Linked DNA regions of Mus musculus: region 1 is linked to region 2. A link is a loop called in an ENCODE intact Hi-C map of the cell type or tissue named here. Cell type or tissue: heart. All regions are shown on one strand. Links, peaks and the distances in the headings refer to the core of each region. The heading gives the core; the rest is flanking DNA.

Region 1 (11,722 bases), core at 1,896-9,895, 75 kb before region 2:
CCCCAATGGAAGAGCTAGAGAAAGTACTCAAGGAGCTAAAGGGATCTGCAACCCTATAGGTGGAATAACAAGATGAACTAACCAGTACCCCGGAGCTCGTGTCTTTAGCTGCATATGTATCAGAAGATGGCCTAGTCGGCCATCACTGGGAAGAGAGGCCCATTGGTCTTGCAAACTTTATAGGTATCAGTACAGGGGAACGCCAGGGCCAAGAAGTGGGAGTGAGTGGGTAGGGGAGTGGCGGGGGGGGGTAGGGTATGGCGAACTTTCGGGATAGCATTCGAAATTTGAAATGTATATAAAGAAAATATTTAATAAAAATAATTAAAAAAAAGAAACCAGATTCTGCTTTACAGATTCATCTTTCAAGGAAGGGCCAATTCCAACTTTCTACTGAAGCGTTACGACCATACAACTTAGAAGTTTAATAAAAATGACAAATTTGTGTTGCGTAGACATGAAGAGTGTAAATAGAAAACAAGTTTATAAATTATTTTTTTCTAATTTCTAGTTTTTCAATGTTCTTTTACATTTACTATGAATTATTTATGTGTGTGTGAGAGAGAGAGAGAGAGAGGGAGGGAGGGAGGGAGGGAGGGAGGGAAGAGAGAGAAGGGGGGAGTGTGTGTAAGTCACTAACCAGCCTTTGGGAGCTGGTTCTCTTCCCAGTATGGGTTCTGGGGATTAAATTCAAGGTCTTCTGGCTCAGTAAGCAAGAATTATTACTTCTGGAGCCATCTTGCTAGCCCCAGTTTCTCTTTTCATGCAAGCAAATAGTTTGTATTGAATTGATGAATCAAAGTATTTTAAGGGATCATATTTAATTTTTTATTAAATATTTTATTAAACTAACAAAAGTCAGGCTCACACACAAGACAGGAACTTGAACATAATACAGTATGGTAAGTTCTGCAGCATGATAATAATCATGCAGATTATTAACCAAAAATGAAAACACAATTCCATTTCTACTCTTAAACTTTTAAACTATTTATAATGAAAGAATTTAGTTGTAGTAAGTTTTAGCTTCAAGTTGTGATATCATATTAATTGCTTAAGAAATCTACCTAAGGTTTCAAGGAATGTTTGGTTGACCTTGCAACTTAGGTTTAGATAAGAAGTCTATTATAGCCATAAAAATATTTCTTCAAAGTGTATTTCTATAAATGGCATTTCTACTTGAGCTTCTCCCCACTGTGCCCCCTTGGAAGGCAGCAATATAACCAAGAGTTTTCTTTCTTTCTTTTTCCTTTTCTTCTTTTAGGAACATATTATAATCAATAATTTAATAACAACATATTCTCAAGTTTAACTAGAAAATAAGTAGTGATACAGTATTTAAAGAAGAAATCAGCAATTTGACTCTTCATTCTATTACTTACCTAAAACTGCAGCGATATTTAGCATTACTCCAAAGAGGCATCTTTCAGGAGGTATTGTCCCTGTGTCGCTGAAAGACAAAGAGAAAGTATATAGGGTTCTTACACCAGATACCCTATCATAACAGGAATTACTTTAAAGCCCTTTATTCTTTAAGAGAGAGAGAGAGAAAGAGAGAGAGAGCGAGCAAGAGAACATAATTTGAGTTTATAAATATTTGCCTACCTCTTTCTTGTCATATCAGATCTTTTCATTTCCTCAGAAATCAACAAAAACTAACTTAAAAGAGATTATCCTTGATTTGCTAACAGTATGCTGTGCATTTACCCAAAATAAAGTCCATAATAATATCAGTGTATCAACTTCACCAGAATATTCTGTAAGCAGCACTGACCCATTCATAGCTCTTGTGTCTTTGTACCCGCTGTGACTGCCTGTACTTCAATTAATACCTGTCCATCAATTGATCATTAAAAATATGTACCAAATACCATTCATCAGTTATTGTCTTAGGGTTTCTATTGCTGTGATGAAATATCATTACCAAGGCAACTCTTACAAAGGAAAACAATTAATTGGGGTTGACTTACAGTTCAGAGTTTTAGTCCATTATCAATAACGGTAGGAGCTGAGAGTTCTACATCTAGAACAGGCAGGCAGCAGGAAGAAAGAATGATACTGGACTGGCTTGAGCTTCTGAAGTCTTAATGCTCACTCCCAGTGACATACTTCCTCTAACAAGACCACCAATGCCACTCCCTGAGTCTAAGGTGGCCATTTTCACTCAAACCACCACATTCCACTCCCTGGGCCCCACAAGCTTGTAGTATATCATATTGAAAAGTGCATTTGGTCCAACTATAAATGTCCCTATAGTCTATTACTATATCAAAATTCTTTAAAGGTCCAAAGTTCAAAGTCTTTTCTGAGATCTCTCCAATCTCTTAACTATAATCCCTTGCAAAATCAAAAAGTAGAACATATAATTCCCACATACAACAGCACAGGATATACCTTTCCAAAGGAAGAAAAGGAACATAATGAGGACATAATAGCCTGAAAGGAGACTGAAATCCAGCTGGGCAAACTCCACACACTGCAACTCCATGACTCCTTTCAGCTTTGTTGACTGTAAAAGTTTTCTCTTGGCCTAGTTTCACTCCCTGTTAACAGCTCTGGCATCTCCAACATCTTAGGGTCTCCAAGCCAATTCGGTCTTCACCTTCAAAGCTTCATACCATGGCTTCTGGGGCTCCATGCAGGGACAGCCCTAACATACACCTGGCCTCAATGGCTTTCCTTAATCAAGGAGGAAGATTCCATAGCTCCTTTCTTATATCCTTGACTCTAAAGCTTGAACCACATGGCCAAAGCTGCCCAATTCTGCTGCTTTTTTGGGGCTGGAATATTGTTCTACTTTTTCAAATACATTTTCATCAGCTTCCTGGTTCTGATGATTTCCTGCCCTGCCTAAGCTTGGCTGTCCTGGAAGTCCCTCTGTAGATCAGGCTGACCTCAAACTCAAAGATCTGCCAGCTTCTGCATTCTGAGAGTCAGGGTTTCTATTCCTGTACAAACATCATGACCAAGAATCAAGTTGGGGAGGAAAGGGTTTATTTGGCTTATACTTCCATATTGCTGTTCATCACCAAAGGAAGTCAGGACTGGAACTCGAGCAGGTCAGGAAGCAGGAGCTGATGCAGAGGTCATGGAGAGATGTTCTTTACTGGCTTGCTTCCCCTGTCTTGCTCAGCCTGCTCTCTTATAGAACCCAAGACTACCAGCCCAGGGATGGTCCCACCCACAAGGAGCCTTTCCCACTTGATCACTAATTGAGAAAATGCCTTACAGTTGGATCTCATGGAGGCATTTCCTCAACTGAAGCTCCTTTTTCTGTGATAACTCCAGCTGTGTCAAGTTGACACAAAACTAGCCAGTACAGGCATGTATTACTACATTCTGCCTTAAACTTTTAATTCCTTTTCATAAATTGGAAATTTAGCTGGGTGGGATCTTGCCAAGAGGTTAGCACTCCCTTTAGTACATTTAGCCTCACCTAACAAGACAAAAGAACATTGTCATGTCTAAAACTTGGGTTTTTGCTAGTTTCTCTATGCCTGTTGCAGGGAGAATTCTACCACCCCAAGTGTCAAATTTTCATTTAAACTATATATTGGTATATACATACACATGTATATATTATATGTAAGCTCAGGTAAACAAGAAATAGTATAATTCTGTATGGCTTTTTCAAACATCCTTAGTGTTTGGAGGTAGGGACTGCAAATGAGAGAGAACATGCAGCCTTTTTTCAGGGTCTGGGTTACCAAACTCAATATAATCTTTTCCAGATCGATCCATTTACTTGAACATTTCATAATCTCATTACAGCTTAATTATATTTTATAGAATATTTGTATTATTATCTTGTTATCCATTCCTCAATTGAAGATTAGGTTGGTTCAATTTCCTAGTTATTGTGAATAGTCTAATCAGTGAATATAGTTAAGCAAATATATATTGAGGAGGATGTCAAGACATTTGAAAAATAATCCATGGAAATGTACAGCTGGGTCACATAGATGTAGTTTAGCTTCGTAAGAATTATAAACACCGATTTCCAGAGTAGCTGCATTCTCTTGCAAGTCTATCAACAGTAAATGAGGGTTCTCCTTTCTCCAGATGCCTGCTAGCATTTGTTGTCAGTTGATCTGACTGGTATATGTTGAAATCACAAAGGAGTTTTAATTTCCATTTCTCTAATTGCTAAGGATGTTAAGTACCTTTTGAAATATTTTTTAGCCACTTTTTCATCTTCTTTTGAATTCTGTTCAGATCCACTTCTTATTTTTATTGGATCACTCTTGGCTGTTTATTTTGTGAGTTCTTTACATATTTTGGATATTAATCCTCTATCAGATATATAGCTGGTAAAGACTTTCTCCCACTGTGTGGGTTCCTTGTCACTGGACTTACTGTTTCCTTTTTTGTTCAGAGCATCTTCTTATAGCCCAATGGCTTGTATCCCATCTGAAGCACTACTACTTGTAAATTCAGTTTTGAAGTGAATTTTACATTTCTTTATATCCTTTGGGACTGTAACTTTTTAGATAGCACCTACAAACTAAAAGAAAAATCCTTTGGCAGCATATTTAGTTGAAGCTACTTATATATCTTGAACATCAAAAAAATGAGCCTAAAAGAAGTATAATACTACAATTTAAATATCTTCAGGGTTATCATTAGAAAAGCTTATCATTAGAAAAATAAAAGCAGAAGGAGATGGGGTGGGGGGAAGTGTCCAGAGTGCCAGGAAAGACCACAGATGAGACCAGCAGAGAACTGAAACACTCAAAAGACACTTAGTAACTCCTAAGTTACAGAAAGTTCTGCAATGCAAGAAGACAAGTTGTCAGAGGGGAAATAAAAATGCTGACTGGTCACATCAATCTAAAATATGCACCTTCTTATAGACACAAGGAATTGTCTGCCTCCTTGAGCTCTGTATTTCTCTAATACAAGGGTGATCATTTGTCAAATTATTGCCAGAAGTGAACACTTAAAATCATAGAAAATTGGGGGGGGGGTTTATAAACATCTCTTAGTGCCCCCTATTTGTGCATGACTTCTGTGTGGTATCTCCATTATAGAAGCCACAGCCACATGATACCCTTTCTGAAGTACACTTACTTGTCAGAGTGTCATCTGACAGTTTTAATGGCTCAACTAAACCTTCTGGTTTATCACCTTTTAAAAGTTTGCCATTTTCTGTGTTAGAAAGGTTATCTATCAGAAGGGTCCTAAATGAGGAAATGGAACGAACAATTGCAACAAACACAAAATAAAAGAGGCTATATTTAGACAAGGACAAAAGTAAAAAAGCAATTGGGTCACCCTCTCTAGGACGGTGCTTCAAAGGCTTCACCTCTATTCCAGGTAGAATCATTTAGATGAGAACACAGGGACTGACAGCTGCGTTGTGCTCAGTGATGGTGTCTTTACCACCTGTAGCCCTACCTACCCCTATATAGCTCTTGTAACTTTCCTCTCTCTATTTAGCTTCCCTTTCATTATAAAAATGTTTTTAAATTTGAGTATCTTAGAATCCATTTATAATTATTAGTTTTTTCATATTCTTTTTGTGAATGCATAAACATATCTGGCAGTATCAAATTAAAAGTCTTACCTTGTTGTCTATTCAGCAATACCACATATAGAGAACTATACTGACATTCCAGTACAGTATGTAAAATTATACGATGTGGTCTTTATTATAACATTACTTCTAATAGCCAGAGGGTAGGGGGCATTACTCATTATGTTTAATACTTAAAATTACTAAGTAAAATATATTAACTGTGACAAAAACAAAGGGAGAAAGAATCCTTTAAAACCATAGATGACAAAACAATTTCTTAAAAAGAAAGCCATTAAATCGCCTATCACCTTCAGAGGCAGGAATGAACTTCAGGAGTGAAGAAGGGACTTCTACTTTATTTTTAAAGATATGCTCAATTTTAACGTATGACTACGTGTGTGTGCCTCTGTGGGCCAGAAGAAGGCATCAAGTTTCCTGGATCTGGAGTTACAGGGAGTTGAGAGCCACTCTGGACAGTGGGAACCAAACATAGGTCCTCAGCAACAGGAAGCAATTAATTAATTTATTACTAATTAATTAATTAATAACTAATTAATTAATTTAAACTTCAGATTTTATTCTCCTCCCAGTCCACCCTCCAACTGTCCCACATCTCATACCTCCTCCCCACCTACATGAGGATGTCCCCGCCCCAGCCCCACCCCACCCCACCTTTAAACTCCCTGGGGCCTCAAGTCTCTTGAGTTTTAGGTGTATCTTCTCTGGCTGAATCCAGACCGGACAGTCCTCTGCTGTATATGTGTTGGGGGCCTTACGTCAGCTGGTGTATGCTGCCTTATTGGTGGTCCAATGTCTGAGAGATCTTGGGGGTTCCAGGTTAATTGAGGCTGCTGGTCCTCCTACAAGGTTGCTCTTTTCCTCACCTTTTTCCGGCTTTCACCTAATTCAACCACAGGAGTCAGCAGCTTCTGTCCATTGGTTGGATGCAAATTCTCAACGGCTGGCTGAGTCAGCCCTAATGACTTCCTATTTGTAAGCAGTATTGTTTTGTTCAAAGTTTGTTGGAATAATTACTCCTGCTTCTGTAGTTGAAAGAGATGGGGCTGGGGAAGTTGGAAAGATGGCTCGGCAGTTACAGCACCTGATGCTCTTACAAAGGACCTGACAGCAACTTACAACCCTCTGTAACTCCAGTTCCAGGGGCTTGGATGCTCTTATCCGTTCTCCAAGGGGACCAAACATGCATGTGGTTCATATACAGTGCAGGCTAAACACTCAGAAAAATAAAGTTTAAAAGTGGTTATGAACACAGTACATGTGACTGATTATCCATAATTAAATTGTTGGTAGTTTTGAAATTTCAAAAATATAACTGTTGATACTTGTTTTGTCAGAAATATCTACCCAGTAGGTCATTGAGAGTAAGAACACAGTCCCTAGAGAAAAACTGCAGGTACAAATCTTGGTTCACCACTTACTGAGTTGTACCACTGAGCAAATAACATCCTGTTCCAGGACCTTACTCCTTCTGTGATTTAGATACTGAATGTATTGAATGTTTAGCCTATAGGGAAGCATTAGAGGTAGTTGTGGGCTCTTTAAGATGTGAGGCCTGGAAGAGGTCTTCAAGTTATTGGGTAAGTACACTTAAAGGGAATTACAAATCCCTGGCCTCCTCCTTGCTTGCTTTTGCTTTCAGGTCACGAGGTGAATGCTTTGTTCTCTATGTACTTCTGCCATCCTGTATGCTTCATCCCAGGCTCAAGGCAATAGGGCCAAGTAATCATGATCTGAAACCACTACAAGCGTGAGCCAGAACAGTCAATGTATAAGGATATATACATTTTAGATATCTATCACAGCAACAGAAAGATTACTACAGATCCTGACTACTTAAATGAGGCTAAATTTCTCTACACATGGATGATGCAAGGATTTAATTACCTACGGCATGAAGAAAACTTAGAACATTACCTTGTTACATAATACATTAATAACATTTGCCAATACTACTATGTTTTTCTAACATTACTATTGTTTGCAGCATTTTTTTTTAATTTACAAGAAAATTAATTCTAATTCCAGGTTCTGAGGCAAGCTCAAGCACTTATTTAGAAGATAAGACACTAAAAGTTTAGAACCTATTAACTAACTGATTCTTACCTGACAGTCCCCAGATTTTTCTATTTCATTGAAGGAATCAACTGCAAGTTCTATTTTATATTTCCTTTGCTATGATAGCAGTCTAAAAGCTTGAATTTTCAAATGAAAATTGAAATGCCAGAGTTGATGTAAACTATGAATCAATCCTAAAGACTAACTGGGGAAAGTAGCCCTTAACCTGGGCCTGTGTTCAGTCCCCAGCACTGAAGGTGGGGGTTACGTTTATATGATCAATATACTTCACTGACCTGATATAAGGCAATGCAGGGTCAACATGGTGGAGTGTTATTGCAGTGATATATGAGAATATGAAGGTAGCAAATGTCCAAATTACAAGGGCCGACGGAAGAAAACTGAGGCCTTGCTGAAACCACCACATTTCAGACAGGTCTTCTGAAGCAAAGAAAGCAAATGAGAAACAACAACGGGTAAGTTTTTCCACTCTGTGTTAGGCACCCACTCCCAGCCAGCACTTGGAACCTTACCCTCTGAGCATCCTCCCCACACTACCCCTGTATCACCGCTTCACTTTTTAGAACTAAGACTCATTTAGAGGCCATGGCCAGAAACTTGCTTTCTATCTTATCATTTCATACATACGTGCACACACACACACACACACACACACACACACACACACACACACACTCATACCAGTTAAGTCATGTCTATATTACAGTAATGTCAATCAATGGGACAGCTGATTTGGTGTAACCATTCATTTAATAAAAATATCCGTATAGTTCCAATACCGCTGATTTTTGGCCCTAATATTCCCAATCTACAATTTGTCAGATCAGTGAATGTGGTTTTCTGTTTCCTGGTGGGGAAGGGGAGCTACCACAATCTTTGTACTCTCTGGACTGGCAAGTATCTCACATGCTGATGAGCTGGCTGGGCAGTGTAACTTCCATCCTTAGAAGGAAAGACTGAGACATGATGAAAGGATTGACATTTTCATGTCTCTGTAATGCAGTTTCTTCAAAATTCAAAAGACACAAATCAGATGATCAACAGATGTGGTGGAGGATACCCGTAATCCTTGGCATCAGTGCCAGCATTGAGATGTCTAGATGGGAAACGTGAGGCCTTTGAGCTACAGTGGGCAAGTAGGGATGTCAGTTTGTGGTGTACTCAGCAGCAGAGCCATAATTTTCATGGTCAGACTTGTGGTAAACAAGAAACATGGTGTTTGGAACCAGATTCTTTTTTTTTAAAAAACTCTGTCTGCCAAGATGATCCTAAAACCTTGAAATCCTGAGGTCAGTGAGTGACTCTTCCAACCCAGTCTCAGCTGGCCTGCCTTTGTCCCTCCCTGGCCCCTCCCTGCTCCCCCCCCCACTCTGTTTTTCTCCTGTCAGTCTTTGAAACAAAGTCTCAAGCATTCCAGGCTGGCCACCTTAACTGTTGGGGTTCCAGGTGTGTACCACACCAGACCTGGTTAATGTGGTTTTGAGATCAAACCCAGGGCTTCTGGTATATTAGATAAGCCATCTACCAACTAAGCCATATCAGCATTTCAAGAAGATAGGATCCACAAAGTTTGAGTTGTGACTATAGATGGTAGGGAAAAGACAGCAAAAGATGTAGGGCTTCAAAGTGCAAAACTGCAGGAAAATCACCATAATGAGACTACCACAGGGTCAACCCTGATCACAGTTTAAGTTCCTTTATCCAGATCAATGACTGGGAGCACTACAGTCAGGAGCAAGATGACAAGCACAGCATGCTGCTAAAGGCCAACTACACTGGCTTCCTCTGTGTAAACTATGGTAGCCTGAGAGCAATGGAGAGTTGATAGATGATAGATAGATAGATAGATAGATAGATAGATAGATAGATAGCTTGTAAAAGGCAATGTTGATGGCAAAGGGGAAGTAGAAGAATATTTGCATGACACCAGAGTTCTCATGACTGAGGCGTAGCTGCTCTGCTATTTCAAGAATCTTTGCTTTACTTCCTCACACAGGGAAAAGAACTTCTTGTTGGACCTGCCTGTGAGTAATAAGTACAAGGACGGTACAAAATGGAGCAGTCTAGGCCCCGAGATCCTCAGTGAACTGAAAGTGACAGAAGAATACGACTATCTGCACGCTAGGCACTCTACAAACTGAACTACCCTCCCAGACCCCTTGAATGTGTTTTATGGCTTCCAAATATGAGCTTGTATTTGTTTGATCATTAAATTTGAAAGTATTCTAAAATCTAGCTTTTAAAACTGTGGTTCATGTAACTGAATGTGAGTTTATGAAAAATAATAGGAATAAAAGGGAGAGAAAATTATTTCTGGACATACAATCAGAAAGTAATCCAAACTCAACAGTGTAACAAATCTAAACATAGGTGAGGGTGTTGGCATAACTTCTGTACAACCTTCGCTTTGATTATACAAGGTATACTCTGTACCATGCACCATTGAACACTGCCTGAAACACCTCAGCTCAGATTCCCAGCTATTGTGTGTAGGGATCAATTTTTAGTGTTAATACAATGTTTTCTGTTCTTTAAGAAGCATAATGGTTTAATTAAGAATCAGAGTAGTATATCTTGATTGAATTGTTAGAATATTTGATCACACAGACACACACACACCTCATTAAATGATTTCAATTTAATCATTTGGGACTAGGAAAAAAAGTTAGGAAATGAAATGGTCTTAAATGTACCTTCTCCACTTTATACTACATATTTATGCAATGCAGCATAAAAAGGATAAAATACAATGTATCAACACTGAGAAACATAGAGGATGCTCCTTGACCTAGAGCAGCAGTTCTCAACCTTCCTAATGCTGTGACCCTTTAATACAGTTCCTCATGTTGTGGTGACCCCATCCATAAAATTATTTTCATTGCTACTTCATGACTGTAATTTTGCTACTGTTATGAATCATACTGTAAATATCTGTGTTTTCCAATGACCTTAGGGGACTCCTGTGAAAGAGTGTTTTTACCCCAAAAGGGTTGAGACTCAAGATGAGAACCACTACCCCAGAGTGTCAAATATTCAGTGGTTTAAACTTTAATGGATAACTAGAAAAGTACATTTCCCTTATTGGCATTCAAATTTGCTATGATCTTTCATAAATGGCAAAACCGTATGTATGCCAAAGAACTGTTTTACCCACATGGCGAAAGAAAGAACTAACTCCCATAAGTAGTTCTCTGACCTTCACATGTGCACCATGATACATTTGACCAGGAACCTGCAGGTGCATCCATACATATAGGGGGGTGGGGGTGGGGCGGATGGAGAGAATATGACTGACTTACTAACCTGGGCGAACTTCTGGTTAATTCGGGTTTCTAGTTTCTCAGAGCATGTAGACTGTGAGTGTGAACCTTGAATCAGTTATGGAAGACTTCATACAGATTCCAGTTTCTGATGGTATCTTCCACCACCTGGACGTGTGGAGAAAACAGACACATTTAAGTGGTCTCTCTTGGCTAAGAGGGAGAGACTTTTCTAGCCCTCCATTCATGGAGTGTGTACAGAGTCTTGAGATCCTGACATTTGAGAAAAGGTAGTTCAGAGGAAATGAGCTACATAATTAAGAGGAAATGTTTGCTTTTTAGCTTTTGAAAATATTACTCACTGAAATTGTGATACTTTTTGCATAAACTGTAAAAACACTCTCTTGAACACATAACCAGGAGATCAAGGTATGAGTCCTCCCTTCCTGTTCTAGTAGGAGGCAGAGTTCCATTCCTCGTCTTTCACTGGTTTGTTTTTTGCTATAAGCCAAATGCTTCCAAAGAAGGTAAGGTAACGGCTAGGCTATCCCTCTTGCTTTCGTTCCTTGTCTGACTTCAGCTTTGAGGACTTCACTCTCTTTGTTTTGGGAGGATAGGGAAGGTTGAGATATGGTTTTACCATTCAGTTATGGCTGGCCTAGAATATATTACTGTCTAAGGTATCTCAAACTTAAAATCCTCCTGTCTTATCTCCACATTCTTGGATTACAGGCACGAGCCACCATGCCTGGGTGAGGAACTTCCCTTTCTTTCATAGAAAATGTGTTTGGCATTTAAAAAGTTAACATGACCTATTCAGCATTTAGGTGTTTAGGTAAAAGGTATG
Region 2 (11,722 bases), core at 2,004-10,003:
GTGTATTCTCCCTACATGCACCATTCCCACCAAGCCTAAGCTTTTGTAGCCGTGTCTTTGGCAAGCCCAGCCTTGGAGAGGAAGGGGCGGTTCTGAATTGCACCAACCAGGAGGCGCCTGCAGTATCCGATCTTCCTGCTCCCATCCACATTGGTCAGGACAAATGAGAAGGTCTCCCTAAGAGAGAGCAGACCAATGGTGTTCATTTGCTCACTGGATCCTAAAACAAGAGTGAAGTCAGCTTCAGAGGAGGGGAGAGGAAGACAAAGGGGAGCTGCTGATTAATCATGGGGATAATCACAGCAGTCACTTACTAAGCACTTGATGGTGTCAAGCTCTAATGCATCGCCTCATTCGAGACTCAACTAAACATTTCTGAAGAAGGTTCAATTATTATCACCACTTTAAGGACCAGGTAAGTAAGGCTCTGAGGTTACTTCTTATCTAAAAATTGAAGTCCTGGTCTGCTTCCAGTGTTCATGATGCAAGCAAGAACCATTTCCTTATTGTAGAGGCCAAAGTCTTTCTCTCCAGTCCAGAGTAGAAAAAGATAAATAAATAAAAACATTTTTAAAAGGCAATTTCTTCTTCTAGGAAGAGGTAAGAGACTCTTTAAAGTCTTCAGAGAGAAAGTCAAGTCACAGCTTCAATCATTTGTCTAAAGGATCCCAAGCAAAATATTTCCCTGGCAAAAACTCAGCATTCATACCAGGTGAGGGGACAAGAGCCACGCATTTGCCCTTCTATCCAAATCTGATACCCTTTCCTGCAGGCTGAGTGGTTACCTGGGATACTCTGTGAGTGGTGCCCACTCATTTCCATCAGGGAAGCAGAACAAAGGGATGGCACTGAGCAACCGGTCCTCCTCCTCCTGCTGACCTCGGAGCAGGTTCTCCCTCTGTCAGGAAAAGACAGTGGAATTTAGGCAAAGAAGCAGAGGTCAGAAGCCTGTCAGCCTTCTTTCTGACCAACATGGGGTACAAAGGTGCCTTTGGTTGGTACCATACAGTCTGAACTCTAAGTCTAGCTGGAAGAACCTCAAAGAGAAAGCAATTTGTTCTGGGCCACATCAATGTAACCTTGGGTTGGAATTCAGTATCCTGAGGATTTACATATTCAAAAAGAAGATTAGAAAGGTCAGCTGGACCAACCTCCTGAGAGGGTGGCATCAGAGAGAAACCACATCATAGAAAAGAAGCAACCCTTCCAGTTGCTAAACCTTCTAACAAGAGAGGCTGGTAAGAAGGGGACATTACGCCTCACCCAGTGCATGATCAGGCAAGAAGAGATCTAATACTTTGGGAGACTGATCTTAGGCTGTGCTTGAGTCGGGGGCCTGCTTGATTCTCTACCACACAACCAGGAAGGCCATCCCTTCTTAGTAGTTCCAGCAGAAGCTGAGTTTTCCTGTAGGAAAAGGTGACTGAGGTGGAATTTGGAAGAACTGAAGGTTTCCCACAGGGGCAAGAGCATTGTTTCCCTGCTCCAGAGTTTCAGTCAGTCCTTCACAAAGCAGTCAGACCTAGATTCTCTGGGTGATTACAGAAAACTAGGGCTGGGCTACAAAGGAAACTAGAGCAGTGAGCTCAGGGCTAGAGCCCAGGCAGCGTGGTAAGACATAGAACTCCTCTATTACCTTTTAAACACACCTTCGTCCTCCCACCTCCATCCTCAGGCCCCACTTCTCCCTCCATCCTTACCTTGGGAAACTGGTAAGTGATCGTGGGCTCATAGTCATCCCCTAAACGCTTTTTCTTTAAAGAAACAACAAGAAGGTATTCAAAGAAGTGCTGGCCTCCAGCAAAGCTAGATGGAGAATGCTCCTGGATCCTTTCTGGCTCTGTGACAGCTTCCCCAGGATTGTTCTGGGATTGTCCTAAAATGGAGATGCAAGGGTCTCTTGAGTATTCTTTCCACTCCTCCATTCTGTAGTGCGAGCGAGAATCTGGGCAACAACCATGCCTCAAGGCTACAGTGCCAAGCCTGACCAGGCACCACCAGGCAGGATCAGAGCCAAGGGGGCAATTTCCATACCTGCCCTGGGAAACTTGAAACTGTGGAGTGACACAGGAAGAAAAGAAAACACTGATGTAGAACCGAGGAGCCATGCCATGCTGTGGAGGTTCTTGGAGGCCTGATGCCTGACACTGTATAGTCTGCCTGATGCAACAGTTCTGGGTATTTTGTGAGCCCTGAGTAAATTTGCACTAAATAATCAGAGTAGACCCATAGGGCATTTTTTGGTAATTATAGCAAGACCTCTGCAACAGACGGGACTAGCTCTGCAAACTGATAAGGCAATCCTCCTGGCTTGACCACATGGGGGCCATGTGGGTTTGAGCATATAAAGGAAAAAGAGGATCACTACAGCAGGAATCAGCCCATAAAAAGATCATCCGAAAAAGGAAGTAGGCAATCCAGTTCTGACCTGCTCGAAGTCGTGGCAAGCGATTTCGGAGCAGCCTGAGGGTTCGGCCTACCCCTTGTCCTTCCATCATTCTGAGCTTTGGGGGCATGGATGTTCTTTCTCCTTCAGGCTGGCCACAGAAAGCCTGAGAAAGTGCCTTCTGCCTTGGTCTCCAATCACAACTTTATTGAGCTGAGCCACACGCTGTCTCCCAAAGGCAGAGAGCAGTTTCCATCCTGTGTACTCCGTAATTGAGCAAGAAGGATGTGAAAGGACCCACGAGGCAGCTTAGTGTGGGCACTGACAGAAGCAGCATCCTGGCACTACAACTCAGCTCTTGGCTCCTCCCAAGAGCCCCAGGGTGTGGTAACAGAAAAGGTCATGAGCAAACATCTCAAGGCACAGCTGCTTCTGGGCCAAGGGCTTTCAATTCCAGTGCTTGCAGACCATGTGGTGAGTTTATTTACAAACCCAGGCAGCGAGGGATGCCTGTGAAGATCAGACTATGGACTCCAGTGCCTCGTGGGGCACAGCACAGGTATTTTACATCCCTCATCCTCCACTGCTCACGATCACCTTTTCAAGCAATCGTCGGGAGCTGCAAAGTCCCACCAGGCCAACTGGCGAATCTAAAACATCAAGGATCTTCAGGAACCCAGGACTGAACACTTCTTGCAGCCAAGATGCCAGATTGCCCTGATTCAGATAAGTAGACTTGCCCACTCATTCTCTAAATGTACTAATAACTTGTAACAGGAGAGGCCCACCTCTGAGAGGCCCAGATATACAGAATAGCTGTGAAGGTGATTACTTCACCCACTCCTCCCTGGCAATCTTTCCTGATCTAAGGCATAAATCTCTCTCACTATTCCAGGGTTCCGGAAGAATCCTTTCTCTCACCATCTTTACTAAAAGGAAGCAATGACTCGGGAAATCGTCCCCAGCTTAGAGTAGGAGCCTAGTTGCATCAGCAGCTGTAGGGGTACAGAGCATCTTCACCCCTCCCCTACCCCTGCTCAGCCTTTCCTCTGGTTGGGCCAGGACAAGCTAAACAGCAGGCCCAGTACTATGTCTAGAGATTGAGGAAGAGGAGAAAAGTAGTCGCTGATACCCTGGGTTATTAAACAGAAAGTCCTGAATAAGGAAATGTACAGGATAAGAGGAAGGAGACTTTGCCCAGAAGTAACTTAATGGGGAGGGAAGAAGTAAAAGGATCTGGTGCCTGTGTCTGCCACTCCTGCAAAGAATTAGCAGCCCTCTGGGAGGGAGTGTGTTGCTATGGTAAGAAGGAAGGCTGTCACCCTACTCCTAAGAGCACTGAAACTGTGGCACTGGTAAAATGCAGGACTCAGAAACCCAACATTGACTTGTGGCGGAAGCAGCAATCATAGTACAGATGATGAGAGTTGGGATCTTGAGAACGGGGAAGCAAGACACCACAGAAAGTACTTGTGTCTTACTTGTAGCCTGTATAGACATGTTGCATAATCTTTACTGGTTGCCTTACGGAGCAAGAGCATGCCTAGTACAGAAAGGAAAACCGAGGCATTAAGTCACTCGGAGGCAATTGAAAATGAACAGGATCTGTACAAAGTGAACGTCATAAAAAGTTCCAAATCCAGGCTCAGGCCTTCTGGTGTATTACACAGTAAACATCTCCCGGTAGGAAGAGGTAGTGGGTGGAGTGGGATGGGTGGCGAGCAAATGGCTTGGGGGGCCAGAGTCATCTTCCTGGTCATCCCAGAAGCTCAGGAAATGTCTTTTCCTCAGTCCTTGGGGCTGGCTTTTCACTCCATTTCCTCCTGCTTTATCAGGAGAAACAAGGGACCAGCAATGTCAGAAATCCCAGACCAATGAAAAGTAACTAAGACCTTTGGGCTGAGGCTCAAGATCCAACAGAGTGTTTTCTCCTTCTCCCCCTTTCAAAAGGGGTTCTCACAGAAAAGCACGAGAAGGATCAATATGCATCAAACTCCTCTATAGTAGAAGGCACCTCACTTGACCCGGATGCCCTGGAATGGATTATTATCCTCAATTTTAATTGAGGGAGGAGCCACTCCTCTAGGGAAGTCAGGCGTCTGGTTATACTTGTTCCTCCAACAGGAAGCCCCTCCCACAACCACCTGAAGGAAGAGAGGGGACTTTAGGGAACCTTGATCTGAAAAGCTGTTGTGTGTTCTTTGCTGAACTGCTAGCAACCCAGAATCACCGTAACAGTCTTCCCTACCAGTGTTTTACACACACACACACACACACACACACACACACACACACACATCTCTAAGACAAAACAGCCTGAGCCAGTGAACCAGAAGGGGAAATCCCCCAGGAAGCAAGAGGACAGTAAGAAAGATGAAAGAGTCACACCCATATGACCTGACAGGTGCTAAAGTTGTGACCAGGTACATATAGAATGCCTGCCTTCCTGTTCCTCCACCACAAGGAAGATCCTCCAGGTACCATTGCTAGCCATATGCTGCTGTGAGGGTAAGGTGGAGAACAACTGAAATGTGTCCTCTGAGCCCTAGGAAGCAGACCCTAGCCATTCAGTAGCAGATTACTCAGGTCCAGGAAGCCCAAGAAAACCAAGCCAGAACTCTGTAGCAAAAAGAGGACTTATCTCCTCCCAACATACTGCTCCAGCCATTGCTGCCCTCTCCCTGGCACGCAGGTAGAAGAGGCATATGCCATAACGACCAGGCTGGAAGAGTGTGGTAGAAGCGAGAAGGTACAAAGAGCAGAGCAGTCACAAGTCCCTACAGTTACGAGAAGGAAGTACCGACCTCAGCTCTGAGGCCTCTTATGAGAGGGGGCCACTGATATCTTCACTTGCAAATTCAGGAAGAGGCGAGCTCTCTGGGAATGACTCTTACAAACTGGTTTTTTTTTTTTTTTTTTTTTTTTCCAGAAGCATGGGCTCTGTCTGAACAAACCCGAGGGTGACAGCTCAGCCATAGCACTGGCCAGACATAAACAGCAACAGATGTTTGTTGAATGAATGGATACATTAATGAATCCTAATTGCCCTTCTTCCAAGTCCCAGTGCTCCAGATAAGGAGAAAGGAAACGGATGGCACATCTAATTTCATCCCTATAATCCACCCTGGACAGGGAAAAGATTCCAATTTTACAGGTCAGAACTCAAGGTCCGGATTGAGGAAACAGCTGAGCTGATCTACCTGGCTGCTCTACTGAGGTCAGTGCTAAGGGCTTGGGGAGACCAGTTTTTGTGGCACGGTTATCTGCAAGGCAGGGACAAGCTGGATCTCCTCGGGAACTGAAAAAAAAAATCCAGTTAAGTAGGGAAGGGAAGCGCCTCCCGGAGGGCTTGACGGCCTAAGCTCTTTAGCCACAAAGTGGCTGCACCACAAGCTTCCTGGATAGAAGGACACGTGGCCCTTGGGGCCCCACAACCTTTGTAGGTTTCTGGCCACCAGGTTCCCCCTTGACCCAGCAGATCTGTCCCCTTGTTGACCTCTACCTGTTCCCTTGAGCTCACCTGCCTCCTGCCCAGCCCTCACAGATCCCGCCCAAACTGATCCACGTTCCTGACCCCAGTGCCGCACCGAGCCTATAGTTCGGGGGACCCCACGCCCTCTTTCCCCCGCGCGTTGTGGCCCGCACTAACCCCGCTGGCCGCGTTTCAGTCTCAGGCTGGCTCGGAGGCGGCGGCCGAGCCCATCCATGGCCCCTCCAGTGCCCAGCGCCTGCTCCCACGTCCGCGCCAGCCCCGCCCCCCAAATCCTTGACCTTCTTGGGGCCCTGGAACTTTCACTTTCACGCGGGAGGCGCAAGGAGGGGGTGGGGCGGGGCAGCGCACCTTCCGGGCTCCTGCCCAACCCCTGGCGCACCTGGGCTGGCCGCTCTTCTCGGGTCCTCACCCTACCCCTCTGCGCCTCTAGGCTCGGGGTGCCAGAGGGCGCCAGCGCGTCCATCCGGGAGGGGCGGTACCATCTCATTGTCACCCTTTGTGAAACTTCACCTTCTGAAACACTCTGGTAGGTGCCTAAAGAGAGAGACCCCTACCTCCAGGGCAAGGACTGGAAGATGCGCCTCCCTGGTGTTTCCAAACTATCCGGAGGAGTAGAACTCTCAGACCGCATGCCCTTCTAACCAACTCCTCCACGCCTGCTCTTACAACTATTCAGAGTCGCTGGCTACTTCCAGACCTTTTTGTCTTTTCTACTTAGGCACCCCAGAAAAGGGACTGAAGAAGTGGATGAAGGTAGTGACCCTGCCTTCCAATCGATTTTGTTAGTCCACAGATGAACATAATACCAGCCAGGATAATACCTACCTGGCTGCCATAAATAAAGATTTCTCAATGTCAGAGAGTGGGATTAAAAAAACTTTCTGTAAACTGTTATATGACATAAATGTAAAGCATTCCTATGGTCAGCATTGCAATGCAGCTGTTCTCTGCTCATCTCCACTGACTTCTAAATAGGCTCAGGTTTTAAACTGCAGTTATTAACTATGGCACTGTGATAAGCACCTGCTGGGGGTTCTGTGGTACATCCTTTCTTCCTCCCAGGTTATTTGTAAGAGAGGGATAAGCAGAGCCAACTTAAACCCTCCACGTTCTTCCAAGGTCTTAACCTTGACTTCAGGAGTGAGACACAAACCAAAGCAAAATCCCACAAGATGACTGTGATCCACAGTCCTCTTCAGCCTCTTCATGCCTCATCCCCAGGTGGTTCCACAGCCCTCAGCTCTATAGTTCAGAAGGAGCTGGGCAAGCAGCCCTTGCATTAAACTGACCACTATGAGTTGCCTTTACTCTAGGTGCAAGCAACTTGCATCTAATTTTAATTATATAGCGTAGTTCTGTTTCCCATTCTCTGGATTCTTGCATGAAATAACATGAAAGGATGTGGCTGTCTCCAAGTGCCTTGTCTTATGAGATCTGCAGCTTCTCTATCTCTCATAAGAGAAGGGGCTGCTCAAGAAAACCTTGTCTAACTTGTTGATGCTCTTGTGCTCTTGTGTCTTAATTGGTCCAATCTAATTTACAGTGTTCCCAAACAGAGCTTTCTTTCTTCAAAAGAAAAACCAGATGATTATGAATATATGTGTATCAAGAAGACAAGAACAAGAAGATTAATGGAAACTGTTGAACAAGTCTTTATATGGAAACAACCCCAAGGGTTCATTAATACAAAATAGGTGAATTGTGACACATACACACACACACACACACACACACACACACACACGTGTTGTTTATGCAGCAACAAAATTAAATAATCCCTCAGTGCATGCAATATTATGTCCATACTTACAAGTATGAGCAAGAGATACCAGACACAAAAGAAATATGCTTCAGTTTATATAAAGCTTAAAACAAAGCTAACCCACTGGATGGGCAGTCAGGATAGTACATCTTTTAGGGAGGAAGGAGGAAATAATGGTGGGTGAATACTATGAGACCTCTGGTGGGATTTTGGGGATGACCATGTCTATGCCTAACCTGAGGGTAAGGATATTCACTAGGTGGTCATTCTTTGCACTAAAGATTTAGGAACTTTGCATAGTTGTATGAGACTTTCACTTAGAGTAATGTCAGGATGACAGGTAATGACAGCAGTGAAATGGAGGTGGAAAAGGGCCAAGAATGAAATGAAATATTATTGAAATATGAGGAAGTAAAACCTATATTTCTGAGAAATATGAATAACAGCAGAAGAATTCGTTGTTCTAGAAGTGAAGGGATATTTGTGTTTAACGTGGTGGGTTCTTTGAGAAAGACAAGAAAGCATTTGTGGGCAGATAGGAATGTTTCTCTCCCCCTTGTAGCAAGTCCACTTCTCCCCATATATTTCTGTTTCTACTTTCATGGAATTTTTCAAAGTTAGGTTTTTCATGTGAGAAAAAAATGCTGTATTTATCTAAGTCTGGTTATTTTACTTAATATGGTGATCTCCAGTGCATTCATCTTCTTGAATATGTCATAATTTTTCTCTTCTTCACAGTTGAACAATACTTCAATGTGTATAAACCACACTTTTTATCCATTCATGCTATGGATCGGTACCTAGGCTGATTCCATAACGTGACTATTTTATACAGCCAAACAATGGGCATGGGTGTATAGACATCCCCAGAGCTTCATGTCATGAGAAGTGGAAAAGAAGAAACCTGTCAGCTGGGAACTCTGTGGAAGCTTTTGCCAGTAGGCAAGCAAGAATTTCAGCCCAATTACCAAGTGCCTAAGGCCATCTCCCTCCAAGCCATAATCCTGATGATTTTTCTAAGAAGAAAAAAGGAGAGGGAGTCTAAGTAACCTTTTGAGAAATAGCTTAAGAGTCAACAAGGTTCTCTCTCTGTCTCTCTGTGTCTGTCTGTCTGTCTGTCTGTCTCTCTCTCTCTCTCTCTCTCTGTGTGTGTGTAAGACAATTGCTTATTCTCCCTTGAGGCGAGCATGCGCACAGGTGCCTCTTACCTCCCCTTCTTCTCCCTTGGGAAGCACATACTCCAACCTGGGCATGTAGCATTTCTTCTGAGTACTTCTCATTCTCATAATAACGCTTAGGCCTATATTAAAATCATCATTTAACAGATTTTAATCTCTTCTTCACTATACTGACCAGTCTCAAAATTCTCTTCCATGTCAAGGCCCTCTCCTCTAATTTGGCCTGAGTCGAGGTACTTACAAGTCTAGGAGAAGTGAAGCTGGTGAGGGTAGCAGTGTGGGACTGTCACCACTGACATCCCTCTTATATGTTGACTTCTGCTCCTTTAGGTATACACCCAAGAGTGACTTAAGAAAATTATGTGGTAATTCTAGTTTTGGTTTTCTGAGAGATCTCTACTGTGATTTCCATAGTGGTTGTACTAGTTTACATTTCTATTAGAATTGTTTCTTTTCTCCTACATTCTTTTCTTTCTTTACTTTTGTCTTCTTGATGATGATTTTGACTGAAGTGAGATACAATCTCAGTATAATTTTGATTAGAATTTTCTTTATGACTAAGAATGTTCAAACATTTAAAAGATGTATTCCTTGGCGATCTATATTTCTTCTTGTGAGAACTATCTGAGATAGATGTGGTGATCAACACTGGCAATATTTTCAACACTTGGGAGGCAGAGTCAGGAGGATCAGAATTTCAAAATCATAACTACACAAGGAGTTAGAAGCCAGCTTGGGCTACATGAATCCCTGCCTCAGAAGATAATAGACAAGCACCAACAAAAGCTAGACCACTGCTATATCTGAACTACACATCTTTCAAGACCCACCCTTGGTGACCCATTTCTATTAACCAGGCTCTCCACATAAAGTTGAGCACCAGATGTTTAAACATATGAGCTCTTTAGAAAATTTCAGACTCAAAGCACAGCATTTTGCCCCAGGTACTCAGAGGCTAATGGTAGTCTCATAGTGCAAAACTCAGTCAGTCCTATTGTCCCTTCCCAGGGAGTCACAGCTGTAGGCAAAGGTGTTTCCTCCCTTTTCTGTGTAGCCTTTCTGCTTCTCCATGCTTTGTAGGGACATTATCATCAACTCCTATGCTCTTCTCTTTTTCCATGATAGCATCTGTGCTCTGCTATCCTGACTGATCACACATACGAAGCTTCTAATCAGCCATCTTTGCCACGGACCACCCCATTCAGGTATGGGGATCCCTAGAATGAGGGTCCTTGAAGCTAGGTGGGTAAGGATTCGGCAGTGACAAACAGAAACAAACACAGAGGCAGTTTGAATCTGAGTGTATTCTGCAGCTCTCAAGCAGGAGGTTTTACACATTAAAAACAAAAACAAAAACAAACAAAAAAACACAAACATTACATCTCTTAGAAACTATCCAATGAAACAATCACAGATACCAGCAAAAATCATTTGGAACAGTAAAGCACAAAAATCATCCAAGCATTACAACTCTGAAACTACGTATTCAGTGAATGACAAATAGAACAGGTAACATCATTATAAATCATCAAAATATAAAAATTCTAAAAGGATGTATTCTGTGGGGGTTGTTGTCCACGGCTAGTGGCATATTTCCAGGAGCAGGTTAATAAATGTTTAACGATCAGTGCTCTTAACCACTGAACTAACTTTCGAGCCCCATGGTCAACTATTATTTAACATCTAGTGCCTGAATTTTTATAATCTTCAATGTATAAATTCAAACTATTTAAATTCTTTCTAATTATGGCTTTCTTTACCATATACCAAAATCCACCTCCGATGACACGTGTAGCCATATGAAATTTTATTGTTGGGAAAGTTTTTTTTATCATCATAGTTTTGTAAATGATTTAGAAAGTAAAGTGTTGGTTTCCCTGGGGATAAGGTCATGTTAGTGGCCCCATCTCTAGGGATGGTTTCTTACCCATTATTCTCGCTTAAGATCTTGGCCTAGGCTACCAGGAACATGTAAATAAGAAAAGGAATAAGAGGAAACAAAACAGATAGATTGCCATGAGAACTAAGACTCAATATTTTTTCTCCAGCGAAGAGTTTCACAACTGGTTCCAGGAGGCCTCCCTCTCCCCATTTTGAGGTCGATCGCCTCAGTCTCTGGAACTTGTCACACAGATCCTACTGGAAGTGGTATGGCACATCTTATCCCCAAAGTCTAAAATTCTGCTTTAATTGGAAGAAAATTGGAAAGGAATAAAAGAAATAAATGTAAAAATGATACATTCACCAATAACGAAGGGAAAGCATGAGAGACCTTAGTTTCTGTAAAAGCAAAGGTTTTCTCCTCCCCCTTTATTCTTCTCCCAATCTCCTCCAGTCTGGTGTGTGTGTGTGTGTGGTGTGTGTGGTGTGTGTGTGTGGTGTGTGTGTGTGTGTGTGGTGTGGTGTGGTGTGGTGTGTGGTGTGTGTGTGTGGTGTGTATGTGGTGTGTGTGTGGGGTGTGTGTGTGTGTGGTGTTGTGTGCTGTGGTGTGTGTGTGTGTGTGTGTGTGTGTGTGTGTGTGTGTGTGTGTGGTGTGTGGTGTGTGTATTGAGACAGGGTTTCTCTGTATAGCCCTGGCTGTCCTGGAACTCACTTTGTAGACCAGGCTGGCCTCGAACTCAGAAATCCACCTGCCTCTGCCTCCCAAGTGCTGGGATTAAAGGCATGCACCACCACACCCGGCTTCCAGTCTGGCCTTTTAAGTGAAAGAAAAGTCTTCTCCTTTTTTTTTTTCCTGTGTGGGGAAGTTGGAGGATCTTATAAGCAAACACACACACACACACACACACACACACACACACACACACACACCCTTACTTCACTGAGGGATGCAGTGGAACATGATAGAATGAACTTAGGCATCTGATATTCACAAATGTGGACTTCAGCCCCACTTCTGCTCA

What was found. Peaks named below come from ENCODE experiments on the same cell type or tissue, not always from the same donor. Only the 100,000 strongest peaks of a DNase experiment are listed, where the experiment ranks them.
Region 1: a loop joins it to region 2, with 2.0 times the contacts of the local background. A loop is called at or near these places in 4 of 42 quality-filtered maps.

Annotation. Positions count from the first base shown.
Region 1 is chr3:106,551,477-106,563,198 of GRCm38, reverse strand. It overlaps Dram2 (DNA-damage regulated autophagy modulator 2), which reads right to left. Exons shown (of 9, transcript NM_026013.3): 2 at 10,919-11,043; 3 at 7,891-8,035; 4 at 1,383-1,450. The coding sequence starts at 8,021. Among named protein-coding and RNA genes, the nearest start is that of Cept1, 9.5 kb to the right of the region's middle. In heart, for the core only: no CTCF peak of the experiment used is centred there; no DNase peak of the experiment used is centred there.
Region 2 is chr3:106,477,027-106,488,748 of GRCm38, reverse strand. Dennd2d (DENN/MADD domain containing 2D) reads right to left here and starts at 2,709. Exons shown (of 12, transcript NM_028110.2): 1 at 2,429-2,709; 2 at 1,701-1,876; 3 at 786-898; 4 at 108-177. The coding sequence starts at 2,516. It overlaps 2010016I18Rik (RIKEN cDNA 2010016I18 gene), which reads left to right and starts at 2,836. Exons shown (of 2, transcript NR_033207.1): 1 at 2,836-2,945; 2 at 5,316-6,763. In heart, for the core only: a CTCF peak has its summit at 6,322; DNase peaks (open chromatin) are centred at 2,748 and 6,188; H3K4me3 peaks cover 1,325 bases; H3K27ac peaks cover 931 bases; H3K27me3 peaks cover 784 bases.